Linked DNA regions of Homo sapiens: region 2 is linked to region 1. A link is a loop called in an ENCODE intact Hi-C map of the cell type or tissue named here. Cell type or tissue: PC-3. All regions are shown on one strand. Links, peaks and the distances in the headings refer to the core of each region. The heading gives the core; the rest is flanking DNA.

The links. Peaks named below come from ENCODE experiments on the same cell type or tissue, not always from the same donor. Only the 100,000 strongest peaks of a DNase experiment are listed, where the experiment ranks them.
Region 2: a loop joins it to region 1, with 6 times the contacts of the local background. A loop is called at or near these places in 2 of 110 quality-filtered maps.

The regions. Positions count from the first base shown.
Region 1 is chr7:16,340,576-16,351,025 of GRCh38, reverse strand. All of the region lies in intron 3 of CRPPA (CDP-L-ribitol pyrophosphorylase A), which reads left to right. Among named protein-coding and RNA genes, the nearest start is that of CRPPA, 76 kb to the left of the region's middle. In PC-3, for the core only: no CTCF peak of the experiment used is centred there; a DNase peak (open chromatin) is centred at 4,245; H3K27ac peaks cover 1,686 bases.
Region 2 is chr7:16,398,107-16,408,556 of GRCh38, reverse strand. CRPPA (CDP-L-ribitol pyrophosphorylase A) reads left to right here. Exons shown (of 10, transcript NM_001101426.4): 2 at 2,220-2,496. Among named protein-coding and RNA genes, the nearest start is that of CRPPA, 18 kb to the left of the region's middle. In PC-3, for the core only: no CTCF peak of the experiment used is centred there; no DNase peak of the experiment used is centred there; H3K27ac peaks cover 1,431 bases.

The DNA of each region.
Region 1 (10,450 bases), core at 563-8,562:
CCTTTATCACTATGTAATTGTCGTCTTTGTCTGTTTTTACAGTTTTTGGCCTAATGTCTGTTTTCTGAAAATAGTACAGCTATTCTTGTTCTCTTTTGGTTTCCATTTGCATGGAATGTATTTTTTCATCCCTTCACTTTCAGTCTGAGTGTTCTTTAAGATGAAATGAGTCTCTCATAGCATATAGTTGGATCTTTTATCCATTAAGCCACACTCTACGCCTTGTGATTAGATCATTCAGTGCATTTAGCTTCAAAGTAATTATTGATAGGTAAGGACTTACTAGTGCCATTCTGTCAATTGGTTTTTGGTTGTTTTACAGGTCCTTGGTTCCTTTCTCTCTTGCTTGCTTCATTTGTGGTTTGATGGTTTTCTGTAGTAGTATGCTTTGGATCACTTTTTAAAAAATCATTTGTATATCTATGATAGGCTTTTGTTGTTACCTTGAGGCTTACATAAAGCATCTTATAACAGGCTATTTTAAGTTGATAATTTTGATTGCATACCCAAACTACACTTTTAGTTCCCTTTTATGTTTTATGTTTTTGATGTCAAAATTTATATTTTTTAATATTTGTAGTCCTTAAGAAATTATTCCAGCTTTAGGTGCTTTGAATAGTTTTGTTTTTTAACATTTGTACTACAGATATAACTGACTTATTGCCATTACCGTATTAGTGTTTTGGATTTGACAATGTACTTCTACCAGTGAGTTTTATGTAGTCATATGTTTTCATGTTACCAATTATTGTCATCTTCCCTAAGCTGAGGAACTCCCTTTAGCATTTTTTATAAGGTAGGTCTACTGGTGATCAACTTTTTCAGCTTTTGTATGACAATGTCTTTATTACCTCTTCATTTTTGAAAGATAGGCTTCCTGGGTATTCTATTCTTGGTTGACATTTTTTTTTTTAAGTTCTTGAAAATATCGTTTAATTCCCTCCTGTCCTGAAAAGTTTCTGCAGAAAAAAATCCACTGATCATTTTATGGGGGCTCACATGTCTCTAACAACTTGGGTTTCCCTTGCTGCTTTCAAGATTCTGTCTTTAACTTTTGGCCATCTGATTCTGATATTTCTTGATATGGTCTCTTTGGATTCATCTTATTTAGTGTCTCTTGGATTTCCTAGATCTGGATTTCTATCTCCTTTTCCAGCCTTGGGAAGTTTGTTATTATTTTTTTTCAATATGTTTTATGTTTCTTCTGTTTTCTCTTCTGGCATGTGGATAATGCATACGTTCTTCCACTTGATGGTGTCCCATAAATCTCATAAGTAATCCGTACTCTTTCTCATTCTCTTTTCCTTTTGCTCCTTAGGTTGTGTGATTTCTGGTGATCTTTGAGTTCACTTTGAGTTTCTTCTGCTCGATCTAGTCTGCTGCTGATTCCATTGACGTTTTCAGTTATTTTCTTCACCTTTAATTTCTGTTTGACCTGTTTTTGTACTTTATCTTTTATTACTGAAATTATCAGTTTTTGCATTGCTTTTCTCACCTTGGTGAGCATGTTTATGACCATTGTTCTAAATTCCCTGTCAGGTAAATCACATATCTTCACTTCACTCAGGTCATTTCCTAGACATTTATCTTGTTCTGTTATTTGGAACGTATATTTCTGCTTTTTCATTTTCTTTGACACTGTTGTTTTCTGCATATTAGGTAAAACATCTGCCTGTCTTGTCAGACTAATTTCATATAGTGAGAGGATTTCTAATTCATCTGACCAAGGATTTTAAGGTACCTCTCAGTCTCATGTTTATGCAGACTGCTGTCTGTTTTTTGTGGACCTTTAGGAGGTTGGGATGTGCCACATCCTGGCAGTACTCTGATACCTGGAAGGTAGAAGCCAAGACCCTCTAGATGTAGCTGAAAAGGTTTAGGTGTTGGATGGTCTTCTAGTTTCTTCTATTTTCATGATGAAGCTAAGCATGCATATTTATCTCCCATTCTCTGCATCAAATTAGGGAGAGGATATGTTACAAATATTGTACTCACATTCAAGCTGCACCCTCTGATACTAGGGAGATAGCTGCTGGAAGGGGTCCTGTTATATGTCCACCTCTTTGTCCTCTGTGGTCTAGGACTATTCAGGAATACAAAGCCCCATTGACTTCCAGAGGTAGGTTGTTAAGGAGACAGTCCCTTGGGTGGGAGCTAGCTCTAGAAGTGTGGCACTTGGTGCATGGATAAACTCTAAGAAGAGTGGGTAGACCTGAAGTAATCACTGGGGTGAACCAGAGGAAAGGCTTTAGGAAATGTGCAGTGCCCTGGCTCAGGCTGCTGAGAGGCTACTGTTTGTCTTCTTTGTTAGCTCCCAGATGCAAGTGGACTAGAAGCCAGACCACTAATTAACCAATGAAAGAGTGTGCAGCAACCACCTTCCAGAGAAAATGAGAGTTTTTTTCTGCACTGTTCCCAAAGGGCGTAGCCCTTATATTTTCATGTCTAAGACTACCTCTTGGTTTGGTCCTCTTCAGGAGACGCTCATATACCTAGTCCCTTCTGCTTCCAGAGCTAGATTTATAGGATGCATTACCTCAGGGCGGCAGCTGTGAAAAATTAGGCACAGAATGTGTGTGTAAACCTCTTCCAGGGTGAAATAGGGAGCAGCAGTTTTTGAGCCCTTTCTCTACTCTCAGGGGATTAAGCCCCTGGACATGCTTGTTTGCTCGTATAAAATTGCTGCTTTTTTCTGTAGTCTAGAGAGACTTGCTTATGTGTGCTCTCCTCTTGAAGAGTTAAGAAGTTTAGGATGCAATTTCTGAAGTGGAAGCAGTAAAAGTTGAGCATTCAATGGACAGACAAATTCTTTTCAGGATAAATTAATAGACTTGGAGTTAATAGCTGGAGTGAGCTGAGGAAGAAGGCTTGGGAAGTGCTGATCTGCTGCTCAGGTTGCCAGCAAGGTATTATCTAGCTGACCCTTTATCTCCTTGATACAAGCTACTTAGAAGCTGGGTTGTGCCAAGTAGCCACTGGAAGAATGTGTCGTAAATCTCCTTCCAGAGAGAAATGGGGAGCTATTTATAGTCCCTTCTCTGCACTGCTCTCAGAGGATGAGGCCCCTGGAAGTGCTTTTGTGCCTGTAGAAAACCACCATTTTTTTTCCTGTGGTCTGGAGAGTCTTTAATCCTCTTCACTCCCTGCATTGGTGAATTAAGAGCCTAGCCATAAGGAAACTTAGGTTAGGGTGCTATATGTGGTTCAAACCCTCTTTTCCACAGGGAGAAGCTGGGTGCTGGGAATTCTTTCAATTTTATGGTACAGTGCCTATGGAAGAATCTGTGCCTGAGTGTGCCTCAGCTTTTTCTGCCCATCCAGTGTGGATGTTTTCTCAGTTGCCTTATTGGGTAGGAGACTTGACTAATGTCTGACTTTATGTAAGGGAATTCATCTGTGAGTAGATGTCTATTCACTGGGTCTATGGGTGAAGGGGGAATCTGGAGCCTCCTGTTCTGCCATATTGCTAATTCTCCTATCCCTGACTGCTTCTTGACTATATTTTCTGAACGATAAAATAGTGGCATTATTTAAAGTGGCATCAAAACATGGTAGAACTCTATTCAGTTTGCACCTGGGTAAAGTGGATCTTGACTGAGGCAGGAACAACTGATAACACAAGTCCTTGGTTTATTTTTTATTCACTCTGTAAGTGGTAGACTTGAAATAGGACAAAGATATACTTACTGATACTAATGTTTTGATAATGCAATAAGACTTTAGTCACTTAGGAAAAAGGGGAATATCACAGTAATAGAGTCATAGAACTCTGAAACTAGACTGGTTGGGCTTTTTGGTTTTCCTGCTTGTTATATAACTGTCAGGAGTCTATTTAAGGTGTCAATCTTAGTTTCCTTGTCTGATAAATGGGGCTGAAAGTCATATCTACCTTATGAGTTTGGTGGAAAGTTTGGATGAGCTAACCTATGTAAAGCATCTAGTATTATGCCTGATATTGGAAGTATTTATTAGTTATTATGGACAAATATTCTCAAAACTCCATGGCATAAAACAGTAATTCTTAATCACTTGTCTGTGGGTTGACTTGGTGTTTGTTGATCTAGGGTGGAGTTGACTGGGTGGCTTTGCTTATAGCTGCAGATCTGGCTGTGCTTGGCCCTTTACTGAGGGTTATACACAGGACTGTTTCTCCTGGATCCTATGCTGAAAGGGAGGTAGCTACGTTGGTGAGGTTTTTATAGTAGTGGAGGTGCAAGAGATTAATTCAACATATGTGGTTTTTCATGAGGACTAGGCATGGAATGTGCACACTGCCACTTCCATTCACATTCCTTTGGGCCAAGTAAGCCTTGTGACAAAGCCAAACATTAGTACAGTAAGCTGGTATACTTCACATCTATGAGACAAGACAAGGGTGTGAGTACATTATTCTACCACAGAGAAATAAAAAAATTATGACAAATAATTCAGCCTGCTGCAGTAGTCAACAAACACTAGCTATTGCCTCTGCTAATTATCTTAGCTTTTCTTATCATTTTTTTTTCTCTTGCTATGAACTTTCTTGCATGAACAGAATGGGTGCTGAACCTGTAACATTCTTGTGGTTTTAGCACATTACAAGCCTGACTGACCGCATCTTTTTCTCAACTGACACAGCTCTTTTCCTTATCCTCTGGCTTAATTTCAACCCTTTAGATCACAGCTTAAATATAAACTTCTTATGGAGCCTTTGTTGTTATTCCTCTTATTTCTTTTCTAATATTCTTTTACTTCCGTCATAGTACTTATTTCTATTTGTAATTATCTAGTTTGTTTTTACTTGTCTGTTACCTTTATCCTTTTTAAATATGCAGTCCACAAAGGCAGGGACTTTATCTTGTTCACTGTGTCATCCTCAGGGCTGAGCAATGGCACCTGGCACATAATAGCCACTCAGTAATTATTTTGTTCTTATAAGAAGGAAACATTTGGAGAAATTATGAAAACAGTTTTATATTTGAGATAAAATTATCTTTTCCAGTGTGTCTGATTTTGGTGTATCAGTTTATTACAGGCGTTTACTAAATAACACCTTAGAACACTTACGTCTACAACGAGACTTTGAGAAATAATGTTTTTATAAGTGAATTCAGCAATGAGTAAACAAAAGCTTTTATAACTTAATGAGGCAAAGAATTAAAGGAAATCATTTGGACTCTGGAGGATAAAACCTGAACAAATGTTCTAGTTGTAGCAGCAGATTTCTATACTTTTATAGAGTCAATTTCCATGTATAAAAAGATAATTGTACCTCTTCAAAAACTCTAAAGGACTGAGAGTGACATTTTAGCAGAGTTGCCAAACTAACAGCTTGAGGGTCAAGTATAGCCTCCAGTATGTCTGTATATCCTACATATTTTTTAACTGAAAATTTTTAGCATAAAAGTTCATTTTTTCATTAAACAATATAAGATTCAGCAATACTGTGTTCTCTTTCCTGTGTGCTGTGTTGTCACATATATTGCATATTTATACACTGTTTACCTTTTAATATTTATATTATTGCTCTCTATAGTTGTCATATAAATCAGGGCAATAAAAGGGTTCAACCAAAAGTACATTTATATGATCATTTATATTTACTTATTTGTATATGTGCTTACTTTTACTGGTCCTCTTTATGTAGATTCAGGTTACTGTCTCATGTCCTTTCATTTTAGCCTCAAGTATTCCGTTTGGTATTTCTTGTAGCACAGGTTGACTAGCAACAGATTCTCAGCTTTTGCTTACCTGGGAATGTCTTAATTTCTACTTCAAATTTGAAGGATTATTTTGCTGGAATAGAATACTTGGTTGACAGTCTTTTATCTTTTAGCTCTTTGAACATCATCCCCCACTGCCTTCTGACCTCCATGACTTCTGATGAGAAGTAAGCTGTTAATCTTATTGGTGAATGTTGTGCATGATGAGTAGCTCTTACTACTTTCAAGATTCCCTTTTTGATTCCTTTGGCTTTTGATGGTTTGATTTTTATGCATTTATATGCGGACCTGATTGTATTTATCCTGCTTGTAGTTTGAGCTTCTTGGATATGTAGATTAACACTTTTTCATCAAAATTGGGCAGTTTTTAGTTATTACTACCAAAAATTATTTCTGCTCCTTTCTCTGTCCTGTCCTTCTGGGTGGTTCTCCCATTATGATTATTTTGGCATGCTTCATTATTATCCACTGATAATCTGAGATCTTTTTTTTTTGTCCTTCTATTCCTCAGTTTGTATAATCTCAGTTAACATATCTTCAGGTGTGCCAATTCTTTCTTTTGACTGAGCAAGCGTGCTGTTGTGCCCATCTAGTGGACTAGTCATTTGCATTGTACTTTGACTCCAGAACTTATACCTTTTTCTTCTTTTTCAAATAATTTATACCTTTTTATTAACATCTTCTAGTTGATAAGGCAACTTTCTCATACTTTTAAGTCCTTAAGTTGACTGAACATATTAGAAAAATACCATAAATAGGCTCATTCTTTTTTTTTGATAGACAAGGTCTCTGTTGCTCAGGTTGGCATGATCATAATTCACTGTAGCCTTGAACTTCCAGGCTCAAGTGATCCACTCAAGTAGGCAGGACTAGGCACATGCCACCATACATAGCTAATTTTTTTTTTTTTTTTTTTTTGGGTAGAGATAGGTTCTTGCTATGTTGTCCAGGTTGGTCTGTAACTCCTGTCCTCAAGTGATCCCACCTGCCTTGGCCTCCCCAAGCCCTGGGATTACAGATGTGAGCCATCACACCTGGCCCACGTTATTTTAAATAAGTCAAAATTCTAGGTTTCTGCAGGACAGTTTCTCTTGACTGCTTTTCCCTCCTCTATATTGGCAATATGTTTCTGCTGCTTTACATACCTCTTGGGTTTTTGTTAAAAACCGAACATTTTCATTAACACAATATGACAACTTTAAAAATCAGATCTCCTCTCCCTAGGATTTAGTGTTAATTTTTTGTTGTTGCTGTTTAACAGCTTTCCTGAGCTAATTCCATAAAGTCTGTTTTCTTTGTTACATATGATTACTGAAATCTCTTCTAGATTAGCTTGATGGTCAGCCATTGGTTAGACAGATTTCCTTTAATAACCGGAACTAATAACTGTCCCATATTTTGCCTAAGGGCTCTATGCATGTGTAGGGTTACACCCTTAAAGCTCAGAGGTGCTATTGATAACTCTTCTTTAGTCCTCACTTTGTACATGTGCAGAGACACGTGGTCATCCAGAGGTGAGAGCATATGGCTTTCTGAGGTCTTTCCTGGGCATGTGCGCAGCCCAATGCACGTATGTGGCATTTTCTAGTTTTCCAGGAATAGGTTTTCAAAGTCTCCCATGAACATCTCATTCCCCAGATTTTCCTTTTAAGTGTTTTGGTAGCTTCTTGTGCGCCTCAACTGTGATCACCATCTAATGCAACTGTGATGTTAAACAATTACCACTGACTGTTTTTGCAAATGCCTCCAAGAAAATGCTGCAGTGGGAAACTGAGTCAGATCAACTAAAAACATATATTGGGAAATAGATTTTGCAGGGAACTTTGAGACAGGTCGAATATGGCAGTTATCTGGGAACTGGGACTTGGAGCAAATCCAACCTTATTTTGCTTTTTTCATTGGCTACTAGGCTTCCGGTTTTACTGTAATTGTACAATGCCAGTTTTCAAGGCTCCCTTCAGATTCAGAAGAGTTGGGGGGTGGAGAGGAAGTGGTTTTGTTATAAGGTTAATTAAACTGCTACAACTTCAACTATTACCAGGATTCAGTGTTTTATACCTGAATAAACATCCCCTAGATGTTGCATGCTTTAGGTTAATTTCAGATTTATTTAAAAAAAAATGATTTTGATCATTTTTCCAAAGTTCTCACGACTTTTATGAATGAATTTTTGGAACTGCTTACTAAGCCATTTCTGCTGATTCAGTCCCCGTAAAATGTAACTTATTATTTGATTTTCACATATTTGGCTTTGTGCATGTGTCATTTACTTATTTATTTTTTTGAGACAGGATTTCACTTTGTCATTCAGGCTGGATTGCAGTGGCATCATCTTGGCTTACTGCAACTTCTACCTCCCAGGCTCAAGCAGTTGTCACACCTCAGCCCCTTAAGTAGGTGGGACTACAGGCACGTACTACGATATCCAGCTAATTTTGTATTTCTGTATATATATCTCTATATATCTATATATGTATATCTATATATCTATATATCTATATATGTATATCTATATATCTATATAGATATATATATATATATTTTTTTTTTTTTTTTTTTTGTGGAGACAGGGTTCATCCTGTTGCCCAGGCTGCTCTTGAACTCTTGGGCTCAGATCACCTCTTGAGGTGATCTGCCCACCTCAGCCTCCCAAAATGCTGGCATTACTGGTGTGATCCACTGTGCCCGGCCTTGTGCATGTTTTTAATTCTCATTTATTCCTGAGATGAGGATTATCAACATGAAATAAGAGCCAAATACACAAAGCTTCGTTATTGACTTTTACATGCCACATCCATTGTTGCTTATTTAAAATTATATTTCAGTACTAAATACAAATATTTTAAATGTCTCTTTCCTTTAGTTGGGAATACCTTTTCCTAAAATATAAGTTTGTGCCTGTTTTGACCTTTTAATTATCATTAGAATAATGATTTACCTGGTCTCTTAACTTAGCATATTTTCTCCCATGTCATTTTCTCAAATGAAATATATTATTTTCACATTAGAGAGAATTAGTGGTTTATTTTTTTGATTTATTAGGTAATGTTTAAGCTCTTATTCACAAGATTTCTGGAAACAGTAACATTGATGTTGAAATAAATTGAAGCATACACCTTCATTTATGGAACTGAAAATAAAATGTTAGGACACATAATCAGAGGGTCACTTGTGAAATATGGGTTGATTATTAATACCTAGATGTTATGGTTCTCATGAAACCCATGATTAGAGTTTTATAAAGTGTGTAGGTGCCTGTGTATGTGGAGGAGGTACAGAAATAGAGTATGTGCAGCAGAGACCAATATGCACAGAGTGAGAAACCAATAGAAAGGTTGCCAGAAAGAAAGACTGTGACACACTCCACAGTGGGGAGCAAAGAGGGAAGGAGGGAAGAAATGACTAGAGAAAGAAATAGAATACAGACAAGGAAAGGGAGGGAAGTTAGACAGCAGATTCTACAGAAATAGTGGAAAAGCTAATTTTTCTAGCTGCTCTTAGGAAGAAAGGTTAAACCATCACTTCCCAGACTGTTACATGGAACACTATTCTCTAAGATATTCATTGTTGAGATAAGTCTTATTGTAAAATATATTTGGGAAGTGGTAGACATAATATCCCACATTTGAGGATTCAGAATACACGTTATTAATTAAAGTCCCTAAAATAAACTTGAAATTTGTTTAACCTAGCATTTCCCCACCTAATATGTATAAACAGTACTTTCTGTGGATTGCAGTTGGTAACACACTGAAAAAATAGGGCAGCTCTGTACAACAAACAGGACTTGTAGGTAATTTTATTCACTTATTTTAATTTTTCATTTCAATTAAATATGAAAGGCAAATATGGATAGGCAAGAAGTAGTGGCAATTAAAAGTCAACATTGTTTATTTTTTAAAGACTTTTTTTAGAGCAATTTTACAGCAAGATGGAGGAGGTACAGAGAGATCCTTTATAGCCCCTTTCCCTCTAGGTGTGCATAGCCTTTCCCATGATCAATATCCCCTACCAGAGTGGTACCTGTTTTTTTTTTAAACCATTGAACTTACATTGATACATTATTATCATTATCACCTAGAGTTCATAGTTTACACTAGGGTTCACTCTTGGTGTTCTATGTTTCAAGGCTTTGAACTAATGTTATAATGACATGTATCTACCATTATAATATTACATAGGATATTTCACTGCCTCAAAAATTTTCTTTGCTGTATTTACCTTCCCTCTCCCCCAACATCTAACAACCCCTGATGATTTTACTGTCTCCGTAGCTTGCCTTTACAGAATATTATAGTTGGAATCACACAGTATATAACCTTTTCAGATTGGATGCTTTCACTCAGTAATATGCATTTAAAGTTTCTCCATGTTTTTGCATGGCTTGATAGTTTCTTTTTAGAAGTAAATGATATTCCATTCTCTGGATGTACCATAGTTTCTATATTCATTCACCTACTGAAGAATGTTTGGTTGCTTCCAAGCTTTAGAAATTATAAATAAAACTGCTGTAAATATCTGTGCAGGTTGTTGAGTGAGTATAAATTTTCAACTCTTTTGGGTAAACATTAAGGAGTAAGATTGCTGGATCATATTGTAAGAGTTTATCTAGTTTCCTGAGGAACTGCAAAACTGTCTTCCAAAGTGGATGTACTATTCTGGATTCTTGCCAACAATGAGAGGTTTTGGTTTTTTCGTTTTTTTTTTCTTTTTTTTTTTTGCTCCACATTATTGCCAGCAATTTGATA
Region 2 (10,450 bases), core at 1,347-9,346, 57 kb before region 1:
ATGGCTGCCTATCCTCTTTTTAGGATTAAAGTTTAAAACCCCTAGGATACTGCCCACCTCCTGCCTGGGCCTCCAAGGCTCTGCATGGGGCCTTCTCCTTGCTCGGGGAACTCCAGCTCCGCTTCCTCCCAGCCCATGAGGACCTTGCCATGGCCTTTACTTGGACCAGTCCTCTCTCCTTCTCTCCTAGCCTGTTTGCCTGCTTACCTGCCACCCATCCCTTGTGTCTCAGTGCAAACTCCCTTTTCTTGGAGAATGCCCCCAAAGTCTCCTCCAGACTGTTTAGCTACTCAGCCTACATGCTGTCTTGAACGTGGACTTCTTCATTGTGTTTAATCACAGCTTGCAATTGTTGATCGGTGTTTTTGTTTCATGTCTGTAAGTTCTGAGCGCTTATTTCTGTTGTATCCTCGATGCTGATAAGTTATTTTTTTATTTTTTTTTTTTTAAAGACAGAGTCCTGCTCTGTCGCCCAGGCTAGAGTACAGTGGCATGATCTTGGCTCATTTCAACTTCTGCCTCCTGGGTTCAAGTGATTCTCTTGCCTCAGCCTCTCGAGTAGCTGGGATTACAGTTGCGTGCCACTACACCTGGTTGATTTTTTATATTTTTGGTAGAGACGGAGTTTCACTATGTTGGCCAGGCTGGTCTCGAACTCCTGATCTCAAGTGATCCACCTGCCTCAGCCTCCCAAAGTGCTGGGATTACAGGCATGAGCCACCATGCCCGGCCGATGCTGATAATGTCTCAGTGCTCAATAAATATTAAAGAAATGGGCTTAAAATGAAAAGGCAGTATCACCTATAAAGTAGCTCTTGGTTTTGTTCATCAGTGTAGTCTTCTTTTAGCTACAGGCAGAATGGGGTTTTTGGTTGTGGAAAGGGTCTGTTCGATAACAAGAGGTAGGAGACATTACTGGGTGAGGCAACCCAATGTTAACTTCATTTTTCAGTAAAGGTAATCTTTATGCAGTAATTTTCAGGCCCTTCCATATCTTTAAAAATATTCTAAAGACTTAACTGTTTTAGCATGAAAGTATAGGATCTCATAGGCTAAGAATTAAAAATTAAGTCTTTGTTCAGAATTCGTATCATGGGTCAGAGACCGTTGTCTTGGTTTGGGCTTTTGGGCTGTGGTATATTGACTCTACAGTGATGCTTGCCTCCATTAGCAGTGGTGTTCCAGACAAGTCTGCCAGACTCTAATGCAGCAGCAACTCACTAATGTGGACTACTTGCAGTCTAGTATGTCAGTAGGTCCCTCAAGAAAATGTTTTACAGGCTGGGCTTGGTGGCTCATGCCTATAATCCCAACACTTTGGGAGGCTGAGGTGGGTGGGTCACCTGAGGTCAGGAGTTGAAGACTAGCCTGGGCAACATCATGAAACCCTATCTCTACTAAAAAAATACAAACACTAGCTGGGCATGGTGGCGGGTGTCTGTAATCCCAGCTACTTGGAAGGCTGAGGCACGAGAATCGTTTGAACCCAGGAGGCAGAGGTTGCAGTGAACTGAGATGGTGCCACTGTATTCCAGCATGGGGCACAGAGTGAGACTCTGTCTTGAAAATGTTTTACAAGAGAAACATTGCTTTATGCTTTGTATATGACTCAATAGAACAATCCTATTTCATGAATTGTAAGCTTTTCCACTTTACTTAAACCTTATTGCTACAATATTAATTATAACGGTTTCTCCCATTTAAGGTACGTATTTAGCAAGGCTTGTGTTAGCTAAGTTTTCCAGCTTTGTTGGTATTCAAGTGGTTGGCTGCCAACTTGGTGGAATTCTTGAAAGAGACAGTCAACTTTTAGATCTCAAAAGTGCTTTCAATTGTCTCATTGAAGGGAAAAGTATTTGGAAAAATTTAAAAGCATATCCCAACTATAGACTATTTTTTCATACAATCTATATTCTAATTATTCAAATTTAAGTAAAAAATGACATCTGGTAGTACTATATACTATGTACATTTACTATATCATGTAAGATATTCTATGTAATATGAAACACTATCTAGAGCTATAGTGTTAAATGCTCACTGATTCTTTTTCATCAGCCTCTTTACTGGACCTAACGAGAATGCATAAAACTGTTTTATTAACTTGCAGTTTTTAATCTCCCTATTTAAATATACCAATACTAGTGATTCAATTTTCTGTTACTCACTTTAGTTGTCTAAGAATTAATTTACGAATTGTACATATACTTTCCTTTTAGAGTATGTTGGATAAAGGACATTGTTGTGGCAGTAACTGGAGAGAACATGGAAGTAATGAAAAGTATTATTCAGAAGTATCAGCATAAACGCATCTCACTGGTCGAAGCTGGAGTGACCCGCCACAGGTCAATTTTCAATGGACTAAAAGCACTGGCAGAAGATCAGATCAACTCTAAACTCTCTAAGCCAGAAGTAGTGATTATCCATGATGCTGTGAGACCATTTGTTGAGGAAGGTGTCCTTCTTAAAGTTGTCACAGCTGCTAAGGAACACGGGGTAAGTCTTTTTTCTTGAGTCTAGATAGAAGGGACAAGCACTGTAGTGTGGTTCATTTGCTGAATTTTGATTCAATTCTGTTTAAATGTCAAATTATTTAAAATGTGCATGATGACCTAAAGATGTTATGGTGATTTGTTGTAGTAACTTTATAGATTGAGACTGTTCTGGAACATATCTTTTGCTATAGTCATCTACCATAATGTGATATGAGGTATTTGGAGAAGAATGTATTAATGTTATTACAGTATAGATATAAATGAAACTTTAATGAAAATTAAAAGGCAGTTATATTAAAAATGCCAGAGAAATCTCTCAGAAGTAAAGGATATGTATAATATGGTCCATTGTACTCAATTTTGTGTTAGTTTCGAAGTGGTTTGTTTTCTAGTATATACTATATAAGATTTTCATAGACCTTAAAGTAAATCATCTTGAGATGACAATTGTTTCCATTTGCTTCACCAAAATAAACACAGGATAGCAAAAGACCTATTGTAATCTTTGGAGCATGTTTATTTTTTTCCTTCTATTACCAAGTAAAATTATATAAATATGGTAATAGATACTAAACTTTTTTGCAGTCTAAATTGGAGACTTAGTGAAATTTATTGCCAAGCGATGGTATTATATAATAGAAATAGGCTATGAAGTTGGACAGACCTAGGTCCAAATCTGTCTTTTTATTTACTAGTGATGTCGTGTTTTTAACTTTCTGAGTCCATTTTCCCTACCTGTGAAAATATAAAAAATAATACTTGTAAGGTCATTTTAGGATTGGAAATTATGTTAGCTATTAGAATACTAAGTGCTTAAAGGGTATTAATAATAAGTGCTTAAAGGGTATTATTTTAAGATGAATTATAACATCTATGTAATAGTTTCCTCTAAGATTATAGGCCAACAGGAAGCAAGCCTTCCTAGCCATCTGGGTGCCCAGAAGCTTTTTTTTTTTTCCCCTTTAAAACCTATTTAGGAAAGACAGTCTATAACTTCAATAACCCATGTGTATTTGAATTGCCGTAGGAAATTTTCCCTAACTTCATCTCTTCCTTCTGCAACATGAATTTCACTTTAAATTTAAAACTGTGTAAGAATTTCATAGACCAAATGAAATATTTTGATTTGCCTTTAAACAAAAGGATAAATGGTATTTAAGGTAGTGAAACTTGTGGTCCAGGAACCATTAATGACCACAAAACTTTCCCCTGGATCTTGTGCTTCCCCCTTGACTCCTTCCTCTTCTCCAGACAGCTCAATTGTGGTAGAGGCAAGGTAATCAGTTGCAAGGGTGGTGAGAAGGCATAAAGAAGCAGAGGATTTACAACTTAAGAATTTGAGTAAATTTTGCACATTTGGAAGAGTTCTTAGGGATGACAATACAATTTGGTAGATGGGCATTCATTGCAACGCATATTATACACAATTTTTTTTTTTTTTTTGCCTGTGTTACCTTTTGGAAAATTCACTTAAGCTCACTATAACAATTGCACACATTTGCAATTTTTTTTGTTGTTGTTGAGTAATAAGCAGAAAGTATTTCTGAGATATTGTCCATAAAGTGAGTCTTCTGAGAGTATGTTGTAAAAGGCAAAAGAAGTCTTTTATCTTGCTCCAATTAATATGCTAAGTATATCATTGTCTTACATGTGATTTAATAGAACATATTAAAATACATAGCAGTTACTTTTTGCAGATTTGAGGGAGTTCCTATTAGATTGTTTCTTAGAATATAATTTGTAAGATTTAATCACATAATGCATCTTAAATGAAACAAAGTATATTTCAGTGAAATCTGTAATTTTCTGATTAGATTAAGAAGCTGGTTCAGAACAAAACTTTACAACTTGTTTAAGGAAACCTCAGAAATACAGTTTCTTTTAGAAATATTGCCTTGTTTTTGTTGGTGTTAAAACATAAAGGGTAAAATCATGAGTTTTATATACATCCATGTTTAAGAATTTTTTCAAGTTTATTAATGAGAGAACCAGACAGATGTTACAACTGGTTCAAAGTTGAATCCAGAAAAGCACTTATTTATACAAAGTAAAAAGGTATGTTGAAGTGAATTAAAACAGAAAACTGGCTTTTTTATGGTGGAGTCAGTTGAAACTCCAATAGACAAAATTCATTTGCATGTTTATAGGCAAGAATTGTTTTGCATTGCTATTGGTTATCTACAACTTTGAAAGCTGTAAAAGAGCAGCTCAAGGCTAGATTCAGCTAATCTGGAAGAGTCTGCTCTTAGTCATGTAGTTGTCCATTGCAGACATCCTGTAACCTTTTTGGTTTGTTTTAGATTTTCTTAAAACAATTAGGATAGTGTCCCAGTATTCTCAGTTAACTCCAGGCACTATGTCCTGCCAGTTCTCTCACTGTACTGACTTACTATCATAAAAACATAAATGCAGTCACACACCGTTCAGACTGTTTTCCAGGCCTGCTTTTAACTCATTGCCTTTTGTTGTCTTAGATAGTTTTCTACAGACTCCTTAACTGATTATTTTTTCTTCCTAGGTATTAATTTTCAGGTTCTACCTAAAGGTCCCCTTCACACACATTTTCTGAACAAGCTACACTGTGATTATCTTTAGGGGGAGGGGTGGGTTATGTATGCTAACAATAACTCTATTTTAACTGACTTTCCATTTTGCTTAATTAAAAAAACTTAAACTGGTAAAGAGAATGCCTCAAGAGACTCAGATATCCACGATTAAGGCTGGCATTAAGGTTGTAGAGCTCAAAAGCATCACAAGGACCCAGTTTTTCTTTTTGCCTGTATTACATTGTCAGGCCCTACAGGGAGGCAAGATGGCTTCCATAAGTTCGGGAGCAAAATTCCATCAGGGTTATTTCTGTCTTACTTTAATGATGATAGTTTTTCTGGGTATAAAATTCTAAGTCTACAACTGTTTTTTTCCCCCCCTCACTATTTTGAAATTAGGTTATGTCACTGTCTCCTGGCTTTAATATTGCTTTTGGGAAGTCTAACCAACCTAATTGTAATCCTTTGAAAGTAATTTGCCTTTTCTCTCTGAATGCTTAGATAATTTATTTTTCCTATGTGTTGTTTAGTCTCTGTGATGTGTCTGTATAGACTTTTTCCCTTGCTTTGGATTTATTGTCCTTTATGAACATTGATTCATATTTTTATTCTAGAAAAATCTGAATAATTATCTAATTTGAATATTGATTCTGCCCATTTCTGGTCCTGACAACTCTTTTCCCCTTACCTTATGTATACTGTATATATGATACACTCTTATCCAGTCCTCATGTGTCCTAAGTTCTCTTTCATATTGCTGTTTTTGTATGCTGCATCCTAGGTAACTTGTTTCCAATTTCTCATTTTTTTTTTTTTAGCTCTGTCTAATATCCTGTTTAAGGACTTTTAAAACAAACATTTAAAAATTATTTGGAGTCCCATTTTGTCCCTTATCATGTACGATTAATCTCCTTTCTGTTTTTTATCTTCTATTGCCTTTTAAGCTCTGAACATAATACTTTATACACTATAGCCAATAGTACTTCTTGGTCGTTTAATTCACTAACTCTTCATTTCTGTTTACTTTTGTTCATAATTTGTTTCCTCCTTTGTTTTATAATTTGGATTGTAAGCCCATGTTTGGCAAGACTTTATCATCAGGATTTCTGTAAACATGGGATAAGGGTGTGTTTCTGAGGCAAGGATTTTTGTTCCTTCTGCCAGAAATCCCAGGGGCTTTACTAACTTGGAACAACTTTACATTAATTCTTGGCTTGAAGTTTTATAGATTCTGTGGTAATGTTAAATGAAACTCCAAACTCACATGAAACCAAGCTTACTGTTGTAACTTCTCAGGGAAAACTGTCCCTGCCCTTCAAGATCCCAAGCCAAGATAATTTTGCTTGCTGTTTTCCTTCACTTGTGAGTGTCTCTCCTCCCCTGCCCCAGCTACCTTTTAAATGAGGGACTTTCCCTTTTATGGGTCTTAGTGTGGAAATTACAGTTCTAATCAAGTAGCACACGCTCAAGGTCTTAGTCCTCATTCTTCCTCATCTGTTAAAACTAAAGCCTCTTGTTAACTGAAAGCATCTCTGCCATCTTATTTCTCTGATTGCTAACTATCAGGTTGTTTTACTCTTAGGTGATTGTTTGAGTCCAGACATACTCTTAAAAGGCTGTTTGTAAAATTCTCTCCTATATATATATTTTTTTAATGAAAGAGGTGTTTCAAGATACCCAGTCTACCATATTACCAAAATTAGAGGTCCGTAATCTTTTCTAAGTCAGAAGGACTTGTATATTTCTGCGTAATTAAGTCAGATAAAGAAGTGGCAATGAGGACTTTGTTATAAGGGAAATGTTGGAAAGAGTAAAGTAAGTTGGAATGTGGAGAAATCAAAGGTAAGTGAGAATAATTTTAAGAAGGACCAACACGTTAAATATTACATTGACTCTAAGAACACTAACAATAGGATGACTCAAATGAGACTGCATCAACAAAGCAACCTCCTAAGTATTGCTCCTGGTGGAAGAAGGCATTTTCTAAGTTACTGGTATATCCTTCTTACCTCAGCTTTGTACTCCAGCACCTCTAGTCATTTTATGCTCTTGTTGGTGATCAACTTCTTACACACTTCTCACCTTGCATACCCCTAATTTATGTTATAAATCATAGCAGTCTGGCTAATTTTTCCTCTGACCATTCTTTCCAAAATCACCTGTGACTACCTAATTCCCATATTAAAAGTGCATTTCAGTCTGTTGAATAATAAAGAATTTGCTCTTTATTCCAGGTTCCTGGGAGGAAGACTCTAAATCTTTGGGATTGCTGAAGTAACAGGAGAGTCTGTTATTTATGAGCTCCTTGGATTATACCTGAGCTTATGCTAATGAGAAAACATGATTTAGGAAGTGGGCTGGTCACCAGAAAGATGAAGTAATGTGATTAGAGGCTTTGAACCAGCTCAGCCTCTGGGGACAGGAAAGGGGCTGAAGATTGAGTTCAAGCAGGTGGCCAGTGATTGAATTAGTCATGCCTCTATCATGAAACCTCAAACTCTGGACCCTGGTCCAGGAGAGCTACCTGGTTATTGAACACAGGGCTGTGCTGGGAGGGTGGTGTACCCTGATTCCATGGAGACAAGGCATAAAAGCTTTAGGATTCCCCCAGACCTCACCCTGTGTCTCTTCATTTAGCAGTTGTATCCTTTGTAATTAAAACTGTAATTACAAAGGTATAACTTTTATAAATGTCACACACGTGTCAGGCATGTGTTGGGCATATGTTGGGCATGTGTCCACGTCTTCCATCACACATATTGGTCATGTGCCACGTCACAGGTGTTGGTCACGTGTCACAAACGTGTAACGTGTCATACACGAGTTGGTTATGTATCTCACAAGTTGGTTATGGACACGTGTCAGTCACGTGTCAAAAATGACTCGATCACATCATGTCGGTTGTGTTGATCACATGCCAATCGTGTCAATTGTGTGTCACAAATGTGTCAGTCAAGTGTCGATCGTGTCGACGTGTCAGTAGTGTCAATCATGTGCCAGTCGTGTCGTTCGGGTGTTATACATGTTGGTCATGGGTCAATCAGGTGTCGGTCATGTGTCACACAAGTGTTGATCACAAGTCGATCATATGTCAGTCACCTGTTAGTCATGTGCCAGGCCTGTCAACCAGGTCAGTGTGTCACAAACGTGTTGGTCATGTGTCAATCATGTCAATCACGTGTCTATCAGGTGTTGGTCAAGTGTCAATCATGTTCCGTGTCTCATTGGTCATGTCACACAGGTAATCACGTGACAATCACGTGTTGATCATGTGTAGATCTTGTGTCAGCCACGTGTTGGACACATGCCAACCATGTTTCAATCGTGTCAGTCACGTCACAAACGTGTCATCACGTCAATCATGTCAATCACGTGTCAACCATGTTGGTCACGTGTTGGTCATGTATCACACTCCAGTCACGTGACAGTCATGTCATACACGTTGCCGATCACGTGCCAATCACGTGTTGTGTATTCGTCACGTACTAATCATGTCATTCGCGAGTCAGTCACATGTCAAATGCGTCAGTCACGTGTCAATCGTGTCACATGTAAGCCATGTCAGTCACGTGTCACATATGGTCACATAACACGCCTGTCACACACGTGTTGATCACATAACGATCATGAGTCAATGTCACGTGTTAGTCATGTGTCAATCAGGTGTCTGTCATGTGCCACACGTGCTGATCACGTGACGATCAAGTGTCAGTCACGTGTTGGTCACGTGCCAAGCATGTCAGCCACTTGTCACTTGTGAGAAACGTGTCAGTTACATGTCAATCATATGTCAGTCATGTCAGTCATGTTGGTCACGTGTTGCTCACGTGTCACTGGTCATGCGTCGGCCACGTGTCACACGTTGATTACATGTCGATCATGTGTCGATCGGGTCAGTCACGTGTTGGACACATGCCAATCGTGTAAGTCGCTTGTCACATGTCACAAACGTGTCATGTCATTCATGTCAATCTCGTGTCAGTCACGTGTCAATCATGCTCTGGTCACGTTGGTCACGAGTCACATGTGTTGATCAAACGTCTTGTCAATCTCGTATCAGTCACATGTTGGACATGTGCCAATCTTGTCACTTGTCACATGTCACAAAGGTGTCACATGCCAATCACTTCAATCGTGTCACAAATGTGTCACGTCAATCATGTCAGTCATGTGTCAATCACACTCTGGTCACGTGTTGGTCACGTGTCACACGTGTTGATCACACGTCAATCGTATGTGTATCGTGTCAGTCACATGTTGGACCTGTGCGATTCAATCCTGTCAATCACGTGTCTAGTGTCACAAATGTGTTGGTCATGTCAGTCGTGTGAATCGTGTCATGTCACGTGTTCATGTGTCAATCATGCTTTGGTCACACATTGGTGAAATGTCACGTGCTGACCCAAAATGACGATCACGTCTATCATGTGTCAGTCACGTGTTGGTCATGCACCAATTGTGAATCGCTTGTCACCTGTCCTAAACGTGTTGGTCACATGTCAATTGTGTCAGTCAAGTGTCAATCACATTCCGGCCATGGGCTGGTCAGGTGTCACGTGTTGATTACGTGATGATCACGTGTCAGTAACGACTCGATCATGTGTCAGTCACTTGTTGGACATGTGCTGATCACGTGTGAGTCACGTGTTGGACACATGCCAGTTACGTAAATCGCGTCAGTCACGTGTCAAACGTATTGGTCACGTTTCAATCATGTTAATCACGTGTCAGTCAAGTGTCAGTCACGTATCACGTGTTTGTCACATGTCAGGCATTGGTTAAGTGTTGGTCACGTGTCACCCACGTGTTGATTAGATGCCAATCGTGTCAGTCACATGTCACGTGTCACAAAGCTGTCCATGTTTCAGTGATGTTTGTCACGTGTCAGTCATGTTGGTGATGTGTCAATCATGCTGTAGCAACGTCAGTCACGTGCCACACGTGTCGATCACTTGACGATCACGTGTCACTTATGTCGATCATTTGTCACATTTTGGACCTATGCCAATCACGTGCCAATGATATAGGTCATGTGCCAATCATGTCAATCGCACACGTGAGTCACGTGTCACAAACCTCGGTCACGTCAATCATGTGTGAATCACTTATGTTGGTCACGTGTCAGTCACATGTCAATCATGCCCTGGTCTTGCCTCTGTCACATGTCACACGTGTTGATAACGTATTGATCATGTGTTTATCACGTGAATTACCTGTCAGTCACGTGTTTGTCTTGTCAATCATGCACTGGTCACGTGTGAGTCACGTGTTGGTCACGTGTCAGTCACGTTATTACATGTAGATCATGTCTTGATCACGTGTCATGTTGGCAACAGGCCGATCATGTGTCAATTGTGTCATTCACATGTCATGTGTCAGTCAAGTGCGAATAATGTCAATCACCTGTCA